3 separate regions of the Homo sapiens genome follow, and all the other regions are linked to region 3. The links are chromatin loops, found by intact Hi-C in ENCODE. Cell type or tissue: IMR-90. All regions are shown on one strand.

What was found. A loop is a pair of places that touch in the nucleus more often than their neighbours do. Peaks named below come from ENCODE experiments on the same cell type or tissue, not always from the same donor. Only the 100,000 strongest peaks of a DNase experiment are listed, where the experiment ranks them.
Region 1: it touches region 3 in a loop (9-fold over the local background); 2 of 110 quality-filtered maps call a loop at or near these places.
Region 2: it touches region 3 in a loop (4-fold over the local background); 10 of 110 quality-filtered maps call a loop at or near these places.

What each region holds. Positions count from the first base shown.
Region 1 is chr4:146,632,913-146,640,912 of GRCh38, forward strand. POU4F2 (POU class 4 homeobox 2) reads left to right here and starts at 5,981. Exons shown (of 2, transcript NM_004575.3): 1 at 5,981-6,516; 2 at 6,955-8,000. The coding sequence starts at 6,229. The coding sequence ends at 7,896. RefSeq lists enhancers at 189-689, 4,335-4,916, 4,917-5,498, 5,499-6,079, 6,080-6,661. In IMR-90, a CTCF peak has its summit at 4,203; a DNase peak (open chromatin) is centred at 4,159; H3K27me3 peaks cover 4,915 bases.
Region 2 is chr4:146,100,132-146,108,131 of GRCh38, forward strand. It overlaps LOC105377469 (a long non-coding RNA gene), which reads left to right and starts at 5,546. Exons shown (of 3, transcript XR_939294.1): 1 at 5,546-5,628; 2 at 7,754-7,949. RefSeq lists an enhancer at 6,110-6,159. In IMR-90, no CTCF peak of the experiment used is centred here; no DNase peak of the experiment used is centred here.
Region 3 is chr4:147,092,780-147,100,779 of GRCh38, forward strand. LOC105377476 (a long non-coding RNA gene) reads left to right here. Exons shown (of 3, transcript XR_939316.3): 3 at 4,042-4,520. Among named protein-coding and RNA genes, the nearest start is that of TTC29, 150 kb to the left of the region's middle. In IMR-90, a CTCF peak has its summit at 4,426 (motif pointing left); a DNase peak (open chromatin) is centred at 4,432.

The DNA.
Region 1 (8,000 bases), 460 kb before region 3:
GACCAAGGAAGTTCACTGCGATGAAAAATAATAGTTCGTTGGGACAAGTAGACACCAGGGAGCCTGCTTCTGAACAGAACGCAGAGGTCTGCCCCCCTCCCCCAAGTGGTGCGCGGGAAGAAGAGGGGAGAAACATAAACGTGTGCGCCTCTGAATGGGTGTGCGTTAGTGTCAGCACGTGTGTGTCTGTGTGCCTGCGTGTGTCAGCGCGCGCGCGCGTGTGTGTGTGCATGTGTGTGTATGTCTGCACAGATGTGTGAATTTGAGCCCCTGCGCTCTGGAAGAGTGCAGAATTAGGTGCTGAGGAGTTGAGTCCTTCCCCAGGGCAGATTTTAGTTTCCTGGAGCCTGTTGTGTTTGCTTCAAAGGTTAGTCGATGCCAGTGGGTCCAATCAGCTGTCCCTGAATGTGAGTTCCTGGTCACAATCAGCCTTAGCAAACCCACCAGACGGAATTGAGAGGGCGTCTAGGAGCCTCTAAGGCATCCAGCCAACCTGGGCTGGCTGCGTCCTGCGTCCCCCTCCTCCCAGTCTACTTTCCTTGAAACTGAGCTCTGCTTTCTTTCCTCCACCGGGAAAAGGGGAACCGTTGCTTTCTCTTCTGCCTTGTCTCCCTTCATTGTCTTGTCCTCTGCCGGGCTGCTTTCCTCTGGTCAGAATTACCTAGAGAGAGCCCCACGTGGCTTGCTCTGCGACTACAGGCCACTAGTCTTGGCCAAGTCTCTCCCAACCTCCAGAGTATGCTTTCTGGAGTGCTGATAGCCTTTGCTTTTGTCCCCTCTTCCTCCGTGAATTCTACTTGGTTTTGATGGGAGCGAAAGAGGTTGTGAGTCTGTATTTCTTTCTAGAAGGGCCTGGGAACTACTGGATGCAGAGATTTCTGGTGACACTCGCTGACTACTTGCATTGGAAGGTTAGGAGTGAGAGCCGGAAAGGCACTGAAAGGAGGCGGTTACCCTCGGGCATATGGGGTGCCTGGAATCTCTGGGCGAGAGAGCGACTCATTTAAAGCAGGAGAGGGGAGCTTGGGGCTCAAGGGGAGCCAGTGACAGGATAGTAGTTGACATACTCAGAAGAGAAAAGATGTTTGAACAAAACCCACCCATCATTCCTCAAACATAAACCCCTATCTCAATACTCAAGCCCCCAAGCGCCCTCCTTCACCTGAACTTTGCTCTGCAACTACATCCCTGGGAGCTTCCAGAAGTTTGTTTCAGGAATAATCCCTCTTGTGTCTTCTTTTTCCTCCCTGTAACAGTAGAGGCCACGGAAGAGTTTAATCTATGCCACCCCGCCACCCAAACTCTTCTGTCTCAAGCCACGAGTCCAGAGAGAGCTCAGGGTGTTCATCTTCTATTCAGAATCTGAAGCAGATTGGCTGATTTTGAAATCCGTACAAAAACAGATGGGGGAATCCCTCCTTTCCCTCTTTCTTCCACCAATCACTCTCTCCCTGAGATCGAAATGGTGAGCGAATAGGGCCAGATCTGTCTTTTCAGAAATCCTCCTTGTAGTCCAATTCAATTCTGTTTGAAATACAAAGAAATCACCCTGCCCTTAATAGATTAAAATTTAATAAAAGACATTAGGTCCGGTAAAATATGAATGCACTACTTAAAATTTTAATAGTAAATTAGGACCCAGATACAAGGAGGAGACAGAGATTTCTCCCCTTGGGATTGCTTCAGGGGCGGGCTGATTTTCGGGTGGGGGACGCCTACTGCGGGGACCCTTTGCCCAGAAGCCTGAGGGGAATCTCCAGCTACTCCTCCTCACCCAGGGGTGGGGGATAGTGAGGGGGGCTGCTCACATCTGTCTGCATCTGCCAGAGGACTGGACAGAAGCTATTGTCAAACAAAGAGGCTTGGCGAGAAGAAAGGAGCGCCTCCTGAAGTCACAGAGTTGATCCATTTTCCATCTTGCTGCTTAAAAAATAAAATGTTTATTTTCTTTTTGCTAGGTAGGTCTGTAGGTGTGTAGATGCACAAGTGTGAATAGCGGCTTGGGCATAGGTATGTTGAGGTCGTAGGAAGCAGGTTTCAAATTTTGGGTCATTTGCCTCCACCCCTTGGGTTTATTGCCAACTTTCTAATTGTTTAGATGGCTCCTGATAACTGCGGGGCTGGAGGTTTTCTTCCTTGGAGAGAGGCTTCCACACTCGCTGGAGCACTTTGCAGCAATGCCTGTGGGCAAAACCGAAATGGGTTTTGTTGATATCACCGCAACGATGTTGGTATTCTGGACACTCCTGAAAGGAGAGACTGCAAGATTTCAAGTCCTGGTTGATGAAGGAACAATTGCTTTTTCCCTCTAATGCAACACAATCACTATTCATTTTTCACTTTGAGTGGGGAATGGAGAAGCCTAACTCTATGACTTGACTTTTTAAAAATGTATGTGTTTTCTAGGAGGAAGGAAATACAGGTAAATAAACTCTTGAATTGCTCTACAACCACATTAATTTACTTCAAATTGATAATTTGAAAACACAGCCTTCCTTTTTTTCTTGTCTGGAATTAGGGATATCACTGAGAAATATCAGAGAGATAAAAAAGTTATGTTAAATTTTTTTTGATGATATATGAATTTCAGTTATCAGGAAAATATTCTCATGGGAGTTTTCTTGCTTAAAATAGTTTTGGTCAATAAATTCCATATCAAACAAAGTTTGTCCAGTCATTTCAACAGTGTCCCTCTCTATTTCATGAATTTATTATAGTACCGTATTTACCATATGAAGTGGTGACAAGTGTTTAGCATTTTGGAGATCAGTTGTCAGTTACTATTAAAATCAAGATTAATTCATATTAACGATATGCATTTCTCAATACTCCCAGGTGACAACATACATTAAAACAACTATTGCAAGTAATTAAGCTCAATGAAGGGGGAGGGGACAGAGGGAGGTTCAAAACACCCCAAATATTTGATTTTCAATTCAAGTTCAGCAGACTGTTGCCACAATAATGCTCGGGAAACTCCTCAGGGTTACTTTTTACTTTACATCTAATTAGGCACCTAATGAAAGAGAAGAATTTTTTCCCCATGTGGCTTTTCTCCTTGATATTCTTGTGCCTTTATTTAAACACATAAACACACTATTTAGGAGTGGCAATACCCAAAAGTTTCTCATGTGATTAACTTGCTATAATAATCTGGGGGAATTAGAAAGAAGAGGACATTTGTCTTCCGGTTATTTTCCATCTTCACTCTCACTTTGGCCCTTTGGCCTTTACCCAGTACGGATAGAAAATACACCCAAAATATTTTTATGGATTTTTTTATTAGGCTTTAAAGATGCTCAACAGTTAATACTAATTAGACCATCCAAAGCCTTTTGAAGATTAAGCAAATTGGACAACCCTTGTTAATTAGAACATAATTTGAAGTTTGAAATTATATCACTGATGAAGTAGTCTAATTAGTATGACGATATGTTAATGGACCAGTGAGACATAGTGCCGATAGAGTTTGGCATGAACCTCTTCACGGCTTGCAGGAAATCCTCCCTCCTATACCGACATTAATAAAAGATTTCTATAGACTTCAGCCTTTCCACGATGACATACAATTTATAGTACACACAATGCATTAGCTCATAGTACTGCTCAATTTTTTCACTATTATGAAAACTAATAAATTCGTCAAGCTGAATTAAGCATACAAATCAGATGAGGCATAGCAGATTACACAGTGAAGCGCGGTGTCTCCCGAGCCTAAATGAAATTTCAATCTAATAATTCCTTCCTGGCCCAGTCATAATTTGTTTAGAGATGTTGTTCTACTTCTTTCAAAGCGCTATTCGCACTATAATTAAATGATACTCAAGCTTTTAACTTTGATTTATTTCATTTCTTGAAGCTTGAGACAGAGCTGTACAATGTCATTTTTTTTTTGTTTCCTTGAAAATTACTCTGGCTGTTGTTGAGGTAGAAATTAAACACCTAAGCACTTACTTGAACCGTCCGGCACAAGCCACATTCATTCACGTGAACACTCCCCTTTCCCTACCCCATGTCCAGGTTTCGCTGAGCTCACACCCGGCAACACTGCTGCTAGGAGTTCCCTTCGGCTACTATTTATTATTTTCCTCCACACAGGGGAAGAGAAAGGGAAGCCCGAGAGGATCCAGGGAAAGCAGAAGGGGGTTAAGGACCATGGACAGAGCCCGTCGCGCGCTCGTTGCTGCCGCCTTCCCCAGCACTCTGGCGGCTCCTGAGGACAGCGGTCCCATCTTGAAACCGCTATTCCGCCCGGCTGAGGTCAGGGGTGGACAGGCGGTCCCCTACTCTCCACCGCCGCTTCCGGGAGCTGACCACCCGAGGGTTCCCCTTTTCCACTCTCCTTCCCACTCTGTTTTTGTCCCAGCGCGCGCCAGCGCCTCTCAGGCCTGCCGCCTGCTCTCGCACCTGCTCGCCTTCCCCAGGCGCCCAGTGCCTGCACCTGCTCCCGGTCAACCCCCGTCCGGATTGGGCCACCCGCGGGTTCCTGCGTCGGGGTCCCGGGGCCTTCTCACCCTCGCCTGCACCCTGCTCCTTCCGCTCTCTAGGGAGGTGACAGCAGCCCCCAACACCGCGGGAAGTATAGAGAAAATGGGATCCAGAAGGAGAGGAAGTAGTGTGTGTGTGTGTGTGTGTGTGTGTGTGTGTGTGTGACAGAGAGAGAGAGATAGATAGAAAGAGATTATCTCCTTTTGCAACTGGAACCAAGAGTGTGTGTCCATCTCTAGGAAAAGTGGTCTGCACTGGGACTGGGACAGAAGTGGGAGTGAAGTGTCAGCTAAAAATAGGCTCCGCACCGAGAGGCTGTGGAAATGAAGATAAGTGAGGTTTGTGCCAGCCCCCGAGGGTGTGTGTGTGTGTGTCTGTGTTGTGGGGTGTATTCAGCAGCATATGCGCTGTGTAATTTCTGACCTTCCCTCTCCCTGTCAGTTGCCCCTTCTTCCTTTGATTGTGGCTAATGAAGAATAATAAATCCAGGGGCAGGGTTTGCCAGTGGATCCTTCCAAGACTCAACTCGAACTGTACTGGATACAGGGAGGAGGAGGAAGAGAAAAGGGGGGCAAGAGGAGCGTGTGTGTGTGCCTGTGTGTATGTGTGTGTGTGTTGTGGGAGGGGTGGGGACAGCGGGGAGGGGGAGGAGTCGCATGCGCACAGACGACCCGAGCCTGCTCCGCGGCTGTCCAATCCGCTGAGAGCTGCGAGAAATCGAGTGAGAGAAAGCCCTGCAGCCCCTCCGACCCCATGTCTCTTTGGCACCAGGCACCCGCCGGGCCGTGGGGGGCTCGTAGCCGAACGCCGACCTCCGCTCGTATTGGGCTGGGAGTTCAGAGCCGCGCGCAGAACCCGGGTTGGCCGCAACGTCTGTGTTCTCAGCGGTGGCCGGGAACCTGGGATCAGGGTCACCTGAGCTGACGGGGTGGGGGCGGGCCGAGTGGGGTTGGAAGCCTGGAACTTAGTGGTAAGCAGGAGGCGTAGGAGGTGGCAGCCAGGTAAGAGGCACTCTTACCTACCCAACGCTGGCTTGGGCCGCAACTTTATTTGGGAGTTTCTTTTTCCGGTGAGACAGAGACCCGGCAGAAGAAGCGGGAGGGGCTGGAGGCTGGTCCTTAGGTAGGCACTGCCCGGCGACTGGAGCGCGGACCTGGCCATTTGGGTGGGGTTGAGTGGGGGCGCGATTGTGAGTAGCAGCCGCGGGACGCTGCGAAGGGGCGGCGGCAACAGAGCACGGGCGGGGGCAGAAAAGAGGCGGCGGAGGGCGCGGTGGGGGAGCGCGAGGCGAGTGCTGAGAGAGCAGAAAGGACTCAAGCCTGAGGGGAGTAGAGAGGAAGAAGGGGCAACGCGAGAAACCGAACAGGAGCCGGCGTTTCCTGGCAAGGGAGGGCGGAGGCGCGCGGGAGAGAGGGAGAGAGGGAGGGCGGGGGGCGCGGGGGTAGGCGCGGGGAGAGGGGAGTATAACTCGCCGGCCGCGAGGAGCGGGGGCAGTTTCGGGTGCCGAGGTCTGCAGCTAGCGGCAAGCGGAGTCAGGCATCCGTTCAGACTGACAGCAGAGGCGGCGAAGGAGCGCGTAGCCGAGATCAGGCGTACAGAGTCCGGAGGCGGCGGCGGGTGAGCTCAACTTCGCACAGCCCTTCCCAGCTCCAGCCCCGGCTGGCCCGGCACTTCTCGGAGGGTCCCGGCAGCCGGGACCAGTGAGTGCCTCTACGGACCAGCGCCCCGGCGGGCGGGAAGATGATGATGATGTCCCTGAACAGCAAGCAGGCGTTTAGCATGCCGCACGGCGGCAGCCTGCACGTGGAGCCCAAGTACTCGGCACTGCACAGCACCTCGCCGGGCTCCTCGGCTCCCATCGCGCCCTCGGCCAGCTCCCCCAGCAGCTCGAGCAACGCTGGTGGTGGCGGCGGCGGCGGCGGCGGCGGCGGCGGCGGCGGAGGCCGAAGCAGCAGCTCCAGCAGCAGTGGCAGCAGCGGCGGCGGGGGCTCGGAGGCTATGCGGAGAGCCTGTCTTCCAACCCCACCGGTGCGTATTTCTGCATAATCACCGCTTAAAGGCACATTTTGACAGCCCCCTTTATCTGCTTGATGTTTTTTTCATGTCTGCACAGCAAATCACCCCACACCTCCAACCAATTTTCCCCTCTCTCTCTCTTAAGTATTCAGCAGGTCTTGCCTTTCATATTAATTTTTATGACCTGGGATGTTGCCTGTGCGCGTGTTGTGTTGTGTTTCGTTGTGTCTACAGGCTCACTTTCCTCCTCCTCCTGCACTCTCGGCTTCTTTCTGTGGCTTCCCTCTTTTTCTCTTCACCTCTGTTTTCAGGATTATTATTATTATTATTTTAACGATCTGGGAATGTTGTAGGCGCGGCGACGGTGTCGAGCCCTGGGCCGGGGCTTCCGGAGAGAGGGCGTACAATTCCCTGCTGAGCGTAATGTGTGCCTTCTACTTACAATTGCAGAGCAATATATTCGGCGGGCTGGATGAGAGTCTGCTGGCCCGCGCCGAGGCTCTGGCAGCCGTGGACATCGTCTCCCAGAGCAAGAGCCACCACCACCATCCACCCCACCACAGCCCCTTCAAACCGGACGCCACCTACCACACTATGAATACCATCCCGTGCACGTCGGCCGCCTCTTCTTCATCGGTGCCCATCTCGCACCCTTCCGCGTTGGCGGGCACGCACCACCACCACCACCATCACCACCACCACCACCACCAACCGCACCAGGCGCTGGAGGGCGAGCTGCTGGAGCACCTGAGTCCCGGGCTGGCCCTGGGCGCTATGGCGGGCCCCGACGGCGCTGTGGTGTCCACGCCGGCTCACGCGCCGCACATGGCCACCATGAACCCCATGCACCAAGCAGCGCTCAGCATGGCCCACGCGCACGGGCTGCCGTCGCACATGGGCTGCATGAGCGACGTGGACGCCGACCCGCGGGACCTGGAGGCATTCGCCGAGCGCTTCAAGCAGCGACGCATCAAGCTGGGGGTGACCCAGGCAGATGTGGGCTCCGCGCTGGCCAACCTCAAGATCCCCGGCGTGGGCTCGCTTAGCCAGAGCACCATCTGCAGGTTCGAGTCCCTCACACTGTCCCACAATAATATGATCGCGCTCAAACCCATCCTGCAGGCATGGCTCGAGGAGGCCGAGAAGTCCCACCGCGAGAAGCTCACCAAGCCTGAACTCTTCAATGGCGCGGAGAAGAAGCGCAAGCGCACGTCCATCGCTGCGCCAGAGAAGCGCTCGCTCGAAGCCTACTTTGCCATTCAGCCTCGGCCCTCCTCTGAAAAGATCGCCGCCATCGCGGAGAAGCTGGACCTGAAGAAAAACGTGGTGCGCGTCTGGTTCTGCAACCAGAGGCAGAAACAGAAAAGAATGAAATATTCCGCCGGCATTTAGAAGACTCTTGGCCTCTCCAGAGACGCCCCTTTCCTCGTCCGCTCTTTTCTCTCCTCTCTTCTGCCTCTTTTCACTTTTGGCGACTAGAAACAATTCCAGTAAAT
Region 2 (8,000 bases), 990 kb before region 3:
GAGTTTTAGTAACTTAATAGCTCAGCTTTGCCTTGCGAAAATTCTATGTATCTGCACCCAGATCTTTCAGGTCTAGAAACAGATAGATATAAAACATACAAAGTATATATGTACACATTATATATATATATGTATTATATATAAAGTATATACACATATATATGTTTTCCTGTGAGTTTTATTTTATTTTATAATTTCAGCTTTTATTTTAGATTAACGGGTACATGTGCAGGTTTTACCTGGGTATACTGCATGATGCTGAGGTTTGGACTACAATTGATGCCGTCACCCAGATACTGAGCATAGTGTCCAATAGTTTTTCAACCCTGGCCCACCTCCCTCCCCATTCTAGTAGTCCCCAGTGTCTATTGTTGCCATCTTTATGTCCATGAGTATCCAATATTTAGGTCCCACATGTAAGTGAGAACATGCAGTATTTAGTTTTCTGTTCCTGCAATAATTCACTTAGGATAATGGCCTCCAGCTACACCCATGTTGCTTCAAAGGACATGATTTTTTTCTTTTTTATGGCTGCATAGTATTTCATTGTGTACATGTGCCACATTTTCTTTATCCATTCCACCACTGATGAATATCCAGGCTGATTTCATCTCTGTTGCTATGAATAGTGTCGCAATGAACACATGAGTGCGTGTGTCCTTTTGGTAGAATGATTTATTCTCTTTTGGATATATAACCAGTAATGGGACTACTGGGTTGAATGGCAGTTCTGTTGTAAGTTCTTTGAGAAATCTCCAAACTGCTTTCCACAGTGGGTGAACTAACTTACATTCCCACCAACAGTGCATAAGCAGTCCCCTTCCTCTGCAGTCTCACCAGGATCTGTTGTTTTTTGACTTTTTAATAGTAGCCATTCTGACTGGTGTGAGATGGTATAACCTTGTGGTTTTGATTTGCATTTCCCTGATGATTAGTGATGTTGAGCATTTTTTAAATATGTTTGTATGTCTTCTTTTGAGAAGTGTCTGTTTATGTCTTTTGCCCATTTTTTAATGGAGTTACTTGTTTCTTGCTTGTTGAATTAAGTTCCTTGTAGATTCTGGATGTTAGACCCCTGTCAGATGCACAGTTTGTGAATATTTTCTCCCATTCTGTATCTGTTTACTCTGTTGATTGTTTTTATTGTTGAGCAGAAGCTCTTTAATTATGTCCCATTTGACAGTTTTTGTGTTGGTTGCAATTGCTTTTGAGGACTTAGTCATAAATTTCTTCCCTAAGGCCCATGTCCAGAGTGGTGTTTCCTAGGTTTTCTTCTAAGATTCTTGTAATTTGAGGTCTTACATTTAAATCTTTAATCCATCTTGAGTTCATTTTTGTATATGGTGAAAGGTAAGAGTCCAGTTCCATTCTTCTTCATATGGTTAGCCAGTTATTCCATCACCATTTATTGAACAGAAAGTCCTTTCCCCATTGCTTATTTTTCTCTACTTTTTCAAAGATCAGATGGTTGTATACATGCAGCTTTATCTTTGGGTTCTCTATTCTGTTCCACTGTTCTATTTGTCTGTTTTTGTACTAGTATCATGCTGTTTTGGTTACTGCAGACTTATAGCATAGTTTGAAGTTTGGGAATGTGATGCCTCCAACTTTGTCCTTTTTGCTTAGGATTGCTTTGGTGATTTTAGCTTTTTGGTTCCATATGAATTTTAAAATATTTTTTCTAGTTCTGTGAAAAATGACATTGGTAGATTGATAGGAATAGCATTGAATCTGTAAAGTGCTTTGATAAGTATGACTATTTTAATAATATTGATTCTTCCAATCCATGAGCATGGAATGTTTTTCCATTTATTTGTGTTATCTGTGATTTCTTTCAGCAGTATTTTGTAGTTCTCCTTGTACAGATCTTTCACCTCCTTAGTTGGATATATTCCTAGGTATTTCATTTTTTTGCAGCTATTGTAAATAGGTTTGCATTTTTAATTTGGCTCTTAGCTTGAATGTTAATTGGTGTTTAGAAAGGCTGAGTTTTATTTTAAAAATAAAGGATACACATTACTTAGTTTTAAAATTTAAATATAAGTAAGTACACAGAAAAAAAAAACCTTACTCTTAATTATCTAATCTGGAAGGTCAGCAAATTATGGCGTGTGGGCCAAATTCAGCCCACAACCTATCTTTGTCTTTAAGGTTTTATTGGAATGCAATCACGCCCATTCACTTATGTGCTACCCATGGCTACTTTCTTGCTGAAATGGCAGATGAAGTAGCTGTGACACAGACTGCATGGCTCACAAAGTCTAAAATACTTACTATGGGCTGGGTGCTGTGGCTCATCCCTAAAATCCCAGCACTTAGGGAGGCCGAAATGGGAGGATCTTTTGAGCCCAGGAGTTTGAAACCATCCTGGGCAACACAGGGAGACCCTGTTTCTAAAGAATATAAAAAATAAAAATAAACTAGCTGGGTGTGGTGGTACATACCTGTGTTCCCAGCCACTCGGGAGGCTGAGGGAGGAGGATTGCTTGAGCCTGGGAGGTCAAGGCTGAAGTGAGCTGTGATCATGCTACTGTGTTCCAGCTTGGGTGACAGAGCAAGACTTTGTCTCAAAACACATAAATAAAATAAAATAAAGCAAAATACTATTAGTCCCTTTATAGAAAAAGTGTGCCTACCTCTCATCCAATCCCACCAACTAAAGATCATCATTATTATTTGGCATATTTTCTTCTAATATTTTTCTATGTGTATACATATATTGGAAAAAATGAAATCATATTCTATTTAGTGCCCACAATTCTGCAAATAATGGAAATGTTATACATCTGCACTGTCCAATATAATTATTGAGTATGGAAATGTGCCTTCTGTCACTGAGAAACTAAATATTTAATTTTATTTAATTATAATCAATTAAAATTTAAATAACCACATGTGACTAGTGAGTGCCGTTATGAACAGAACTTTCTTGAAATATTTGCTTAATATTTCAGGATCATTTCTTTAAATCGTTAAATTCCTTATGAAACCCTTTTTATAACTGTATAATGTTATAATGTATGGATGAGTCATCATTTACTGAGCCAAGCGCCTATCACTGACACTTCGGTCCCAGTTTTTCACTATTATAATCCAATTCCATGATGAACATTTCTGTGCATGCAAATATTTGCACATGCCTACGATTATTGAATTAGGATAAATTTCTACATGCAGTATCATTTGATCAGAGAACGTAAATATTGTTCAGAGTTTTAAAATATATCATCAAATTGCTAGAGAGATCCTTCCATCCTGCCTACTTGAGAACAATACAGGAGAGTGCCTATTCCCCATATTATTCTGCGTATATTTTTAAGAATTGTCTTGAAAAGAGTCTCCTCCCTTATCTGTTCCATCTGGACTGTCAAAGAGATGATTGAGTAGGATACTTTGTGAAGACTCAACAGTGAATTGAGAAAGATGGGGACTGAGATCAGAATGGAGCATTTTCCACTGAAGTTGTCTACACAATCAAGGCTTTGGGCCACTTGAATAATTTGCATGATCACTTCTAAATGTAGTGCTGTGGGCAAAGTCCTTATGCTGTGGCAGGTCTTGACATTGAAATATTCTTGCTTGGGGGCAATGAAGACTTAAATGGACATGTGTGTGAAAATGAAATAGAAATGTAAATGGCGGTCGGGGTGGGTGGAGGTGAGGGGGTTGGGGGTGGGGATGGCAGTAGCTCCTTTTCATTCTCTCCACCTCCCATCCCCCAGGATGGAAGATTTAAGAAACAGGCAACAGACCAGGCGCGGTGGCTCAAGCCTGTAATCCCAGCACTTTGGAAGGCAGAGGTGGGCGGATAACGACGTCAGGAGATGGAGACTATCCTGGCTAACAGGGTGAAACCCTGTCTCTACTAAAAAAATATAAAAAATTAGCCGGGCATGGTGGCAGGCACCTGTGGTCCCAGCTACTCGGGAGGCTGAGGAGGGAGAATGGCTTGAACCCGTGAGGCGGAGCTTGCAGTGAACCGAGCTCGCGCCACTGCACTCCAGTCTGGAAGACAGAGTGAGACTCCGTCAAGAAAGAAGAGAGAGAGAGAGACAGAGAGAGAGAGAGAGAGAGAAAGAGAGAGAGAGAGAGAGACAGAGAGAGAGAGAGAGAAAGAGAGAGAGAGAGAGAGAGAGAGAGAGAGAGAGGGAAACAGCCAACAGAGAAATAAAGGAACGGAGGAACAAGGCCACGGGAAGTGAATAAGCTCAGGTACCAACCACAAGTGGTGTCAACAAACATAAGATGTGGGGGATAAGAGCAAGGGTCTTCTGGTGAGAAAAACATGGAATTGAGTTTTACTCTGCCACCTCATCATGCACCCTGAGTAAGTGGCTTTATCTCCCTGGGCCTCAATTTTCTCAAGAGAATAATAATAGTTCTCTATGTTTAAGGATCATTAAAAATAATCAATGTGAAAAATTCAACACAGGGCCTGGCTCATATAGCACTACAAGTGAGGGCCACTGATGGGATTAGGATTATCTTTCTCTCACGCTGAAAATCAGGGGGGCTGCCTCCTCCAGGGCGCTAGTCCACACAACCCCCTCATGGAAAGCATCCTCACCACCAACAGGCAGGTCCCCTTGGCCTGGCACACAGCCCAGCTATAGCATATGTATTGCTCAAAGAGGATGGCACTTCTTGTAATGTGCTTTACCCAGGCGTTCTTGAAAGTCAGTGACCTACCATTTAGGATGGCCTGGGCTACATGGCGCCCCCAGGATTTGGGGGTGGAGGTGACTGTCACCTCCCCTGCCTTAATAATTACTCTCTTCCCAATAACTGATTAGAATGGGTCAGATCAGACCTGCCCAAGGCTGCCTATGCCTGCAGACATTTTCCCACCTATGCTTATTCCTCATCTCTAAAATGTACCAGTTTTGACTTTTTTTTTTTTTTTTTTTTTTTGGAATTTAGAAACTCTGATCTCTACCATTCAATGCAGGGGAAGCGCTGTTATATATCTGTTGTGTAACATAGAGAGAGAAAAAACACATTAGTCGATTTGTAGGCAACTATATTCCTCTCCTCCTCTTGTGGCTGTTTCTCTACTTCCTTTAAAATAAACAAAGGCCAAAAGTGACTTCGGAAAATTCCCAAAGGGAAGAATAAAGCCAACATGAAAGACTGTCAAAGGCAGGCTTGCCGGATTTATAAAAGCAGGGAACCCCTCCTACCCTGTCTCCATCCACACCCACCCCCTACTCCATACACACACTTCTTTTTTAGCCAATGCCTCAGTTAGCACAATACTAACATTTCAGGGAAGGCTTGGGTGATTTTTCTTTAGGAAATAATGGTCAACACTATTCAAAAACCAAACAAGCTAAAGCTGTTCCTTGAATTGGTGATATATTTGCAAAGATGAAATTACACAATCCAGACATGCTAGTTATGAACACAGAAAATCTTCTACTTCTCTGTTCAAGGGTCAGAAAATGAAGAAGTCATTTAGATATTTACCAACTTCACAGTGGCTGCTGAAAGTGCCAGCCAAGTTTTTGAAACAAAAGAAGAGATGGCCATGCAGCTCACAGGAGAAGCAACTGCAACCCAATTGAAGTATTTCAACAGCTGGTTTCATCACCAACAGGAGAAAGCTGACTCTTTTGTGGAGTTCAGAAAGTGAGTGAAAAGGTTACATTTTCATAAAGATGTGCATAGGCAGGGCATGCAAAACCAGTCCTTTCTTGCTTTAGAAGAGACAGAAATCTTGAGCGTGGACATACTTTCAAGTTCCAGCACGTAGATCCATGGTCATGATCGGGTGGCCCAAAACTGCCTGCCTTAATGAAGATGCTCCCGGGCCTACACATGGAACAATCATGAACCTTCAAGGGATTTCTTTTGTGTCCTTATCCACCACATTCACATTCAATTTACCTAATACATTTCCTAATGAAACAATTAATACATTCACATATGAAACTAATTAAGACAGAGCTACAGCTTTGCCTGCTTTTTCTACAATTGAATTACTGAGACTCAGCCTGAATTCTAAAACTCTCTTCTTGAGTCATTAGGGGAGGAAAACGAACCACATGTGTTGTGAAACTTGCACATCATGGGCTCCCTGTGTTGTCACCAGTGCAGGAAGCGACACACTCCTGGAGTAGTGGGTGGACCTGTGGGCCCGGCATGGTGGCTCATTCCTGTAATCCCAGCACTTTGGAGGCCGAGGTGGGTGGATCACAAGGCCAGGAGTTTGAGACCAACCTGGCCAGCATGGTGAAACCCCATCTCTACTAAAAATACAAAAATTAGCTTGGCATGGTGGTGAGCACCTGTAGTCCCAGCTACTCGGGAGGCTGAGGCAGAAGAATCGCTTGAACCCAAGAGGCAGAGGTTGCAGTGAGCCGAGATCTTGCCACTGCACTCCAGCCTGGGCAACAGAGCAAAACTCCATCTCAAAAAAAAAAAAAAAAAGCTCCTATAGAACACAGAACTCAAGATACTGACACCATTGGTCTTGTAGCTAAGATGCCTGGAAAGTCTAAGTGTCTATGTTGAGTGTTTACCTTTTTCAGGTGTGACTTTTCTGAGAAATTGTAAGTATGTCATGTCTTGGACATTCTGGGCATTCCAAATCATAAAATAGGATTCCAGATTATTCTGAATGGCTGTATTTACATCATCCATTTCAACATCCATGTCAACATACATGTTGCTGAAGGGGTAGCTTTGGGAACTACTGCTCTGAACACAAATTAATGGTAGGAGGTACTGACTGAAAGCATCATGTGGTAGAAAACCCCAAATGCTTTTTTCAAGAACTATATATGAACTGTGTTTGTGCACGCACAGTTGTATGCTCATAAACGTTAATAAATTGGTATTGGGCAACACAATTAACATTCATTTCATTGGAGGCCCACAATATGCTAGGATTTTTTTCCCTTAATGATGTTTCAGAGCAGGATGCTTTGGTCCGAAATACATTGAAACACGCAACAATGAAATTCTATTTCTTTCTAGTAGTATGTTAAAGGCACCATGGGGGACACAAAATTATGAACCCCAAACTGCACCCTCAGGTTATTTACAGCCTATTAAGAAAAGCCATGTTTTTTCCCAATAACAGAGAATTCAAATACAGCTAGTCCCTGTGTTTGTTGTCAGAAAGAGAAAGAAAACCATACTTTGTTGGGACACATCATTATTAGTGTAACAATATATAAACATATGTCAACATGAAAAGCTTAATTTAAAGTATCATGGCATTACAGATCCCTTGTCTGAAGAATAAACTCAGTCAAAGAAAGTTGGAATGACTTGCCCGGGGTCACATAGTACTGATGATATCAGAACCCAGCTTTTTGACTTCCAGGTGGAGAATTACAGGTAAACTGAGAGTCCCTGGCTGGGTTTGGTCAGGTCCTTTATGGCTCTATAATGCTACGACTCTCTGAGAACTCTATGACCATGCTGCCACTCTCCTGACATTCTTTTAATTAATAAAATCACTCAGCTGAACAAAAATAATGGTTTCATTAAGATGCAGAAAATGCCACATTTAATCACTAAAAATGGCATAGTGTATCATTCACCTTAGGGAAATTTTTATGTTTAAATATGCAATATAGAGATATTTTAGATAATTAGCAACAAGGAAAGGCAACTAATCTATTATTGCATAATATTTGATTACCTATTAACTTCGGCCATGTAATTGAACACATAGCCAATGACTGTCACTTCCTGGCACTAAAGCCCAGGTAGATACTGCTCTGTTTTCATTCTGTCATTCTAGCCATTTCTAGGATGAATTTCCTTTTATTTGGAAGGAGGTTTTAAACTGAGCATTTGACGTCACATTGTTACCCACTGAAAAGTGCTCTCTGTAAGTGCTTCCTGAAGAAGGCAAGGTTGAAGTGAACCCTTTCAAACCAATGCGTGGCACTTTGTTAGCATTTGCTGAGTGTCCAGCACTAAGCTAGGCTTGTGAGGTAAGAAAAGAAAGTTTGTACCTGTTTTTATCACATGGGGCCAGTTACCTT
Region 3 (8,000 bases):
TTAGTTTAAAAGAATAAATGCTAGAATCTTTAGAATATTTACCACCCACTTATTTGCTTCTAGGACATTTTGTAAATTGATGAGCCCAATTCTATGAAGTAGAAGAGAATAAAGCTGTCCACTTACATTCTTCCTACTAGTCAGCCATGAAATTTAAAATTTTATGATACTAGATTTATATGATATTTCTATGTATGGTTTTTGATATTACATCCTGAGTTTCTTTTGATTCAACATTTACTAGTTATTTAATTTCCTGTTCCCTGAAAAAAATGGAAATGGTGAAAAGTTTGAAATGACAGAAAAGAGAAGATTGAACTCCTTGAGAAATAAGTCCAAACTTTAGAGGCAAAATGACAAACATAAAACATAAAGAAGTCAGTATATCTGTCCTGGCAAAGAAAAGAAAAGTTCTCCATTTTTCTAGTAAGAAAAAAAAGTAATAATCTTAAATTTAGGAAGGGAAATTGAGGTTAGATTCCTAAACAATGGAATCATCTGGGTGGTGAGGGGCAGAATTTGTCCAGTCTATCAGGAAGTAAAGATTAGAGTAGACAATATCATCTTAGAGAGTGCAGGACACAAACATTGTAAATGTAGTCCAACCTGGAAGAAGCGTGGAATGCAGTTAATGATTTCTGGAGGACAGTTCCTTCCAGTCCTAAGAATCGGCAATTTGCCTACCATTTAGTAAATAGCCTTTACTTAGTGGAGGGTAGCCTAATGCTTTAAAAAAATAAAACATCTATCACAGCCCCTGCTCATTAGTACTATACAGACCTCAAGAATCTTTGGTGCTGTATTAATGCCAAGTACTCTCTCACTTAAGTGGTACAGCCTATATTCCATTAGAGACGGGTAAGAAGAGGCACCAGTTCTTTTTAGCAATCAGTTTTTTTTTTAAATTGCCCATCTTCATCTTAAACTTTTCGATAGCTTGTCAAAATAAGGGACAGTGGAAGCACACAACATAACAAAATATAAACACCAAACCTAGTCCTTGCGAGAAAACTCCCCAGCATTCCCTACCCTGTTCAATCACGCTGCTCATTAAACAAGTCATTTTAATACTCACTGTCAGCCCAATCTTCTAGGTGCCAGGATTTTCTTTTGAAGAGAGAAGGTACTCTGTGGGCCAGCCTTGCAGAAGGGTAAACATTTGGAAACCAGGACAGGGTTTTCTAGTATTTAAGATCTGGCATCTTCTAAATTTAGGGGTACTCCCTTTCCTGCTTTTTGGGCTTAAAATATTTTTAAATTTTACTTTATTTTAATTTTTTAGTTTGCACAGACACAATGTGCTGTGAAACACACCTCAAGTGTCTTTTAAAAATTAAAACAGGGTTGATTTGTAGTGTCAATGATTCCTGCTAATCAAAATCACTGACAATTTTTCAGGAGGGAAGAAGTATGGTTTAGCCCTCTCACTAGAGAGCATTGCTTCATTTTTCTGTTTTGATCTAAATCTGAATGTTTTCCTGCAGATAATTCTCTTGCATTTTTTAAAGGGGAGAAACAGGCAATAAAATTCTAAGAAAATAAATGTTTATTTGGACACACAAATTTCTATCCCTGACCCCAGGTGCATGAGCGGAGCTTCAGGTCCCTCTGCTGGTCCAGCTCAGTGGGAGCTGTCAAGGGCAGGTTCAGAGACTTCTACCTCTAAATGAAAACTTGTAAATAGAATGTTGTGTTTACTCTTCTCCTATGGCCAAGGACCATCACTGGAATGCAGGGAGTGGTAAGTGTGGACTCCAACTATGACAGGAAAATCAAGCAGCCGCCCAGACAGAATTTCTCTAAGTTGTGTATCTGACTCAGAAGTCAATGTACATTTCAATACATGCTCCATTTTCTAACCATGCTTTTTTGAAATTGTCTTTTAAAAATTAGAAGTGGTTTTTGTGAACTAGAAAATTTATAAGAAGCTCCTTGTCTTTAAAGTCAAGGATTTATTTAAAAAACTAGAGAAACAAGAAGAAAGAAGGCAAGAGAATGTGACAAAGCAGTAATTTTCCCAGACTCTTAACTTCTAGCAACAAAAATCTGTGTAAGTATAGTTTGGAGATCAGTAGACTTGACTCTTTTAAACCGGAGAGTCATGCTATGGTATTCTGGTACTCTTTTTCTATGAGAATAAAACTGGCTTTTAATGTTTAAACATTATGTGTAGCTTAACTGTAAACCCATTCAAGAAAGCACCATTCTCTTTAATTATCATTATGAGGGCCTTTATACACATTCATGAATTAACACCAGAAAAGGATAGTGCTATTTTGTAATACTAGTCTTCGTTATATTTTCATATCATTTTTAAATACAAAAATATAATATTAGAGAAAGAAAAAAAACTAATGAGGTCACTTAATTCAAATGAGCCAAGGCAAATAATATTTGAACAGTGATTAATTGGTCTAAAGCTATCACCTTAAACCAAAGAGTTAATAATGATCCAGAACAAATAATGACAGAAATATATATTTATTTAGATATATATATCTGTATATGTGTGTACATACGTGTATATGTGTGTATATACGTGTATATACACACATATACACGTATATATGTATATATACGTGTATATACACACATATACACGTATATACACACATATACACGTATATATATACGTGTATATATACACACATATACACGTATATATATACGTGTATATATACACACATATACACGTATATATATACGTGTATATATACACACATATACACGTATATATATACGTGTATATATACACACATATACACATATACACGTATATATACGTGTATATACACACATATACACGTATATATACGTGTATATACACACATATACACATATGTATATATACGTGTATATACACACATATACACATATGTATATATACGTGTATATACACACATACACATGTGTGTACATACACACAAGTGTATGTACACACATACACACGTGTACATACACACAAGTGTATGTACACACATACACACGTGTGTACATACACACAAGTGCATGCACACACATACACACGTGTGTACATACACACAAGTGCATGCACACACATACACACGTGTGTGTACATACACACAAGTGCATGCACACACATATACACATATATACATACATATACACATGTGTATATACACATGTGTATATACATACATATACACATGTGTATATACACATATGTGTATATAGATACATATACACATATGTGTATATACACATAAGTGCATATACATACATATACACTTATGTGTATATACACATAAGTGTATATATGCGTGTATATACGTATATAAACACATATGTGTATATATGTGTGTGTGTGTATATATATATAGACAGAGAGAGAAAGGGAGAGAGACAGACACAGAGAAAGAGAAAGTGACAGGGAGAAAAAGAGAAGAGGGAAAATGGGAAATGACAAAGAAAAATACTACTTCACATAGCTGATGGGACCCTCAAAATTATCCGAAATGATAATGACATTTTATGTTATACATCCTAGTATTTAACAGAATAACAATAGAGACACATCCTTCTGCAATGTCTGAAATTATTCCTGCAGAAATCCACCCCTCCCCAGTGCAAGGATCCCCATTCTGAGAAACACACAGGAATGGCAACCCATGTGCGAGCCATCTTTCTCATCACATCAATCCCAACTCACACGTGGGTCTGATCACCTTTCTTTCAGACACACAGGGTGAATGAATATTAATTACAATTGTTAAAGCCCTACTATCTTTACAATGAATTCAACTTTCTAGTAATTGAGATATTTGAGTATTTTTAATGAAGACCATTTTGCTAAAATAAAAAAAAAAGTGTGGCAATTTTAAATTAAGTTGACTTAAAATTCATATTATTTGAAGGATTCTGTTGCTAAAGGAATTAAGGACACGAAGACCACTTCCAAACTTGTTGATAATCAGAAGCAGATGGAGGTGCTATTAAAAACTCAGATACCCATGCCCACATCAGAGCTACTAAATCAGAATCTCTGAGGACGGGTTCCTGGAATTTTATTTATTTATTTAGCTTCCAGATTTGGAAATCACTGCTCCAGGATGTTGCAAAATCAAGAGAGATGTTAAATGATTTGAATGAAAACATATTTCAACATCTGGGCAGTTCTCTGTAGCCACAAAGACTAGAAGAGCCGAGGCCACACCATCTCCAAATGCACCAGGTACAAATGTCTGTTATCCAAAAATGCACAGAAATAGAATACTGTGTAGTACACTTTTTAGGTAAATGAATTGAAAAATCATAATTTAATATGCTGTACCTTGTTCCCATTGTACAGAGTGATGTATTTAAATTACTAGCTTTTGCATTTTTACTTTTTAAAATTGGTTGTTGGAAAATTAAATCTGTCTTGCTTATTGGGAGTCAAAGCTGCAACATAAAAGAACAATGTTGCCATCTAGTGGTCAATTGAAGACATTAATGAATCAGACCATTGCGAGAAGTTTCAAGTTGAAGGAAAAGACAGCTCAGGAAATAATGTAAATATATTTCATAAACCTAAGACCTGAAACTACAAATATTCTAGAAGGTAACATTGGAAAAACCCTTCTAGACATTGGCTTAGGCAAGGATTTCATGACCAAGAACCCAAAAGCAAATGCTATAAAAACAAAGATAAATAGCTCTAATTAAAGAGCTTTTGCACAGCAAAAGGAACAGTCAGCAGAGTAAACAGACGACCCACAGAGTGGGAGAAAATCTTCACAATCTATACATCTGACAAAGGACTAACATCCAGAATCTACAACGAACTCAAACAAATCACTAAGAAAAAAACAAACAATCTCATCAAAAAGTGAGCTAAGGACATGAATAGACAATTCTCAAAAGAAGATATACAAATGGCCAACAAACATGTGGGAAAATGCCAACATCACTAATGATCAGGGAAATGCAAATCAAAACCACAGTGTGATACCACCTCACTCTTGCAAGAATGGCCATAATCAAAGAATCAAGAAACAGTAGATGTCAGTGTGGATGCAGACATCAGGGAACACTTCTACACTGCTGGTGGGAATGTAAACTAGTACAGCCACTGTGGAAAACAGTGTGCAGATTCCTTAAAGAACGAAAAGTAGAACTGCCATTTGATCCAACAATCCCACTACTGGGTATCCACCCAGAGAAAAAGAAGTCATTATTTAAAAGGTACTTGCACACGCATGTTTATAGCAGCACAATTCACAACTGGAAAATTGTGGAAACAACCCAAATGTCCATCAATCAATGAGTGGATAAAGAAACTGTGATATATATATATATATATGATGGAATACTAAGCAGCCATAAAAAGGAATGAATTAACCGCATTTTCAGTGACCTGGATGAGATTGGAGACTATTATTCTAAGTGAAGTAACTCAGGAATGGAAAACCAAACATCTACGTTCTCACTGACATGTGGGAGCTAAGCTATGAAGCTGCAAAGGCATAAGAATGATACAGTGGACTTTGGGGACTTGGGGGGAAGAGTGGGAGGGGGGCGAGAGATAAAAGACTACAAATATGGTGCAGTGTATACTGCTCAGGTGATGGGTGCACCAAAATCTCACAAATCACCACTAAAGAACTTACTCATGTAACCAAATACCACCTGTACCCCAATAACTTATGGAAAAATAAAAAAATTCAATAAATAAATAATAAAATAATTGCTTATACCATTTCCTTGATGATGCTAGGAAATTTTACCAGTTTAACTCCATTTACCACCAACTCATCTTTTGTATTATTGTCATGCATTTTGAACTTCATAGATATTTTTATTCTCAAAATAAATTGTTTTTGCACAGTCATTAAAAAAATTTAGTAAAAAAAATTCTATTATTGAGGGGATTTCTCCCAACTACAGATGCTACTACCACCAGACCCCCTTAATCTTCATGCTAGTTTCTAGCTCTAAAATCAAAGTATTGGTCAGTTGACAACAAGGTTGTGTTTCATTTGACTCTAACAATAGTATGACAAATCCTCTCATGTTTGTGTATTTGTGAAGGTTCTAAGGTAGATGTTAATACCGGGAGTTTCTCAAATCATCAGTGATACCACCCTTTGAAGCTATGGCTGGGCTACTAGTTTCTTCCAATTACTCAAGCTGCCAAGGAAGCTGTGAGCCTTTGAAAGGGAGATTTCAGCCCCTTCCCCACTTCTGACATCTTAGGGGGTCACATTGCTGCTCCAAGTATTCTCTCTAGAAGCCATCCTAGACTGAGCCTGCCTATGTTCCAAGGACTCAGCTGTGTGAGGGAGTTGGCCTCCCAAATCATCTGGATGAGGAAGACTTTCATGTCTGCACATGCACACTTGACCATAGATATTAGTGCACATATGATCAGCAAGTAAGGAAAGGAATAAATCAAAGAGGTATATTATAAGTAATTTTAGTCATTTTAATTTTAAATAATTGGTTTCATCTAAGTGATCTCAATTAGGTCATGATATGTCTTAAGTTGAATGTTACTCTAGCTTAATTTTTTTGTTTCTGAGAGTTCCAAGACTGGTCTGAGGACAGCCATCTTTAATAGATGGTGTGTCTTTGAAAGGTGGAGTGTATAACATTATATTTCAAAAAGCAGCAAAGTAACTCTTACACATTGAAACAGGGTCCCCTAGTAGAGCAGAGGTCCCTAAAGAGCTTCTTAGATGGAAATCCCAGTCACTACTACTAGTAATCTATTCCTTCTACTTCTCACTTAATGGGACCTATTTCTGTGTTTACCTGAACAAAAGGTATTCTTATGCAAGATTTGTTTCTTGATTAATTTAGGCAATCTGTATTTCCTATCTAATCCCTTGGAAATGAAAAGGCGCATGATCGGTGTGAGAGAATGGGTTTATAGAAAGCCTCCACTAGCCCTCTTGAAGAATTTACGGGTAGCCTGAGGCCAAGGAGATACAGTAGGGCTTTCCTGTTCCAGTCTGTGCACATGCAGGAAGATCTGCCAGGAGAGAATATCTAAGGATAACCCAGAGAAAGGGTGATAGAGAATACAAGGCTTATAGCAGCCTTTCAGCTTATATTGCAAACTCCTTGCTGGTAAGGCCTTAGATATTGGGTTTATTGTGTGATTACATGGCCAAGGGAATGTGGTGGGGGATGGTTTCTATGTACCAGAAACTGCTTAGAAAAATTAGCTCATTTAATCCTTGGAACAACCCTTGGAGGTAGGTAGGATCATTATCCCCATTTTATAAATGAGGATATAAGCTGCATTTCTTTCTTTTATCAGTTTATTGTGCTTCCTTTTTGTCACTCTCTAATTTATGACAGTGGAGCAGAAGGAAAAACACAGGTTTCTTTGAACTTCTGGTAGCTTGGTCATCAAATGTATAAATATATACATGTATATGCTTATTCTGCAAATACTTTTTGAGCACCTACTATATGCAAGGCATTTGCTTGATACTGTTGAAAATGGGAAGATAAATGCCAAACTGCAGCAATCAAATGCTCACAGCCAGTACAGGAGATTAAAAAATAAAGACTTAAACTTCACTGTGATAGTGCAATAACGCAATTGATTATTTCAAAAAGAGAGGAATGGAACCAGTGAATCCTGCAAATCTCTGTGAACCAGAACTCATCCACAGCTTGACCCCAGTAGATAAATAGCTTCTTTTTTTTTTTTTTTTTGAGATGGAGTCTCGCTCTTGTCACCCAGGCTGGAGTGCAGTGGTGTGATCTCGGCTCACTGCAACCTCCGCCTCCTGGGTTCAAGTGATTCTTCTGCCTCAGCCTCCTGAGTAGCTGGGATTACAGGTACCCGCCACTATGCCGAGCTAATTTTTGTATTTTTAGTAGAGACAGGGTTTCATCATGTTGGCCAGGCTAGTCTCAAACTTCTGACCTCAGGTGATCCACCCACCTCAGCCTCCCAAAGTGCTAGGATTACAGGTGTGAGCCACCACACCCAGCCACAGATTAACAGCATTTTTGGAACATATCATTCACTGACTCCCAACATA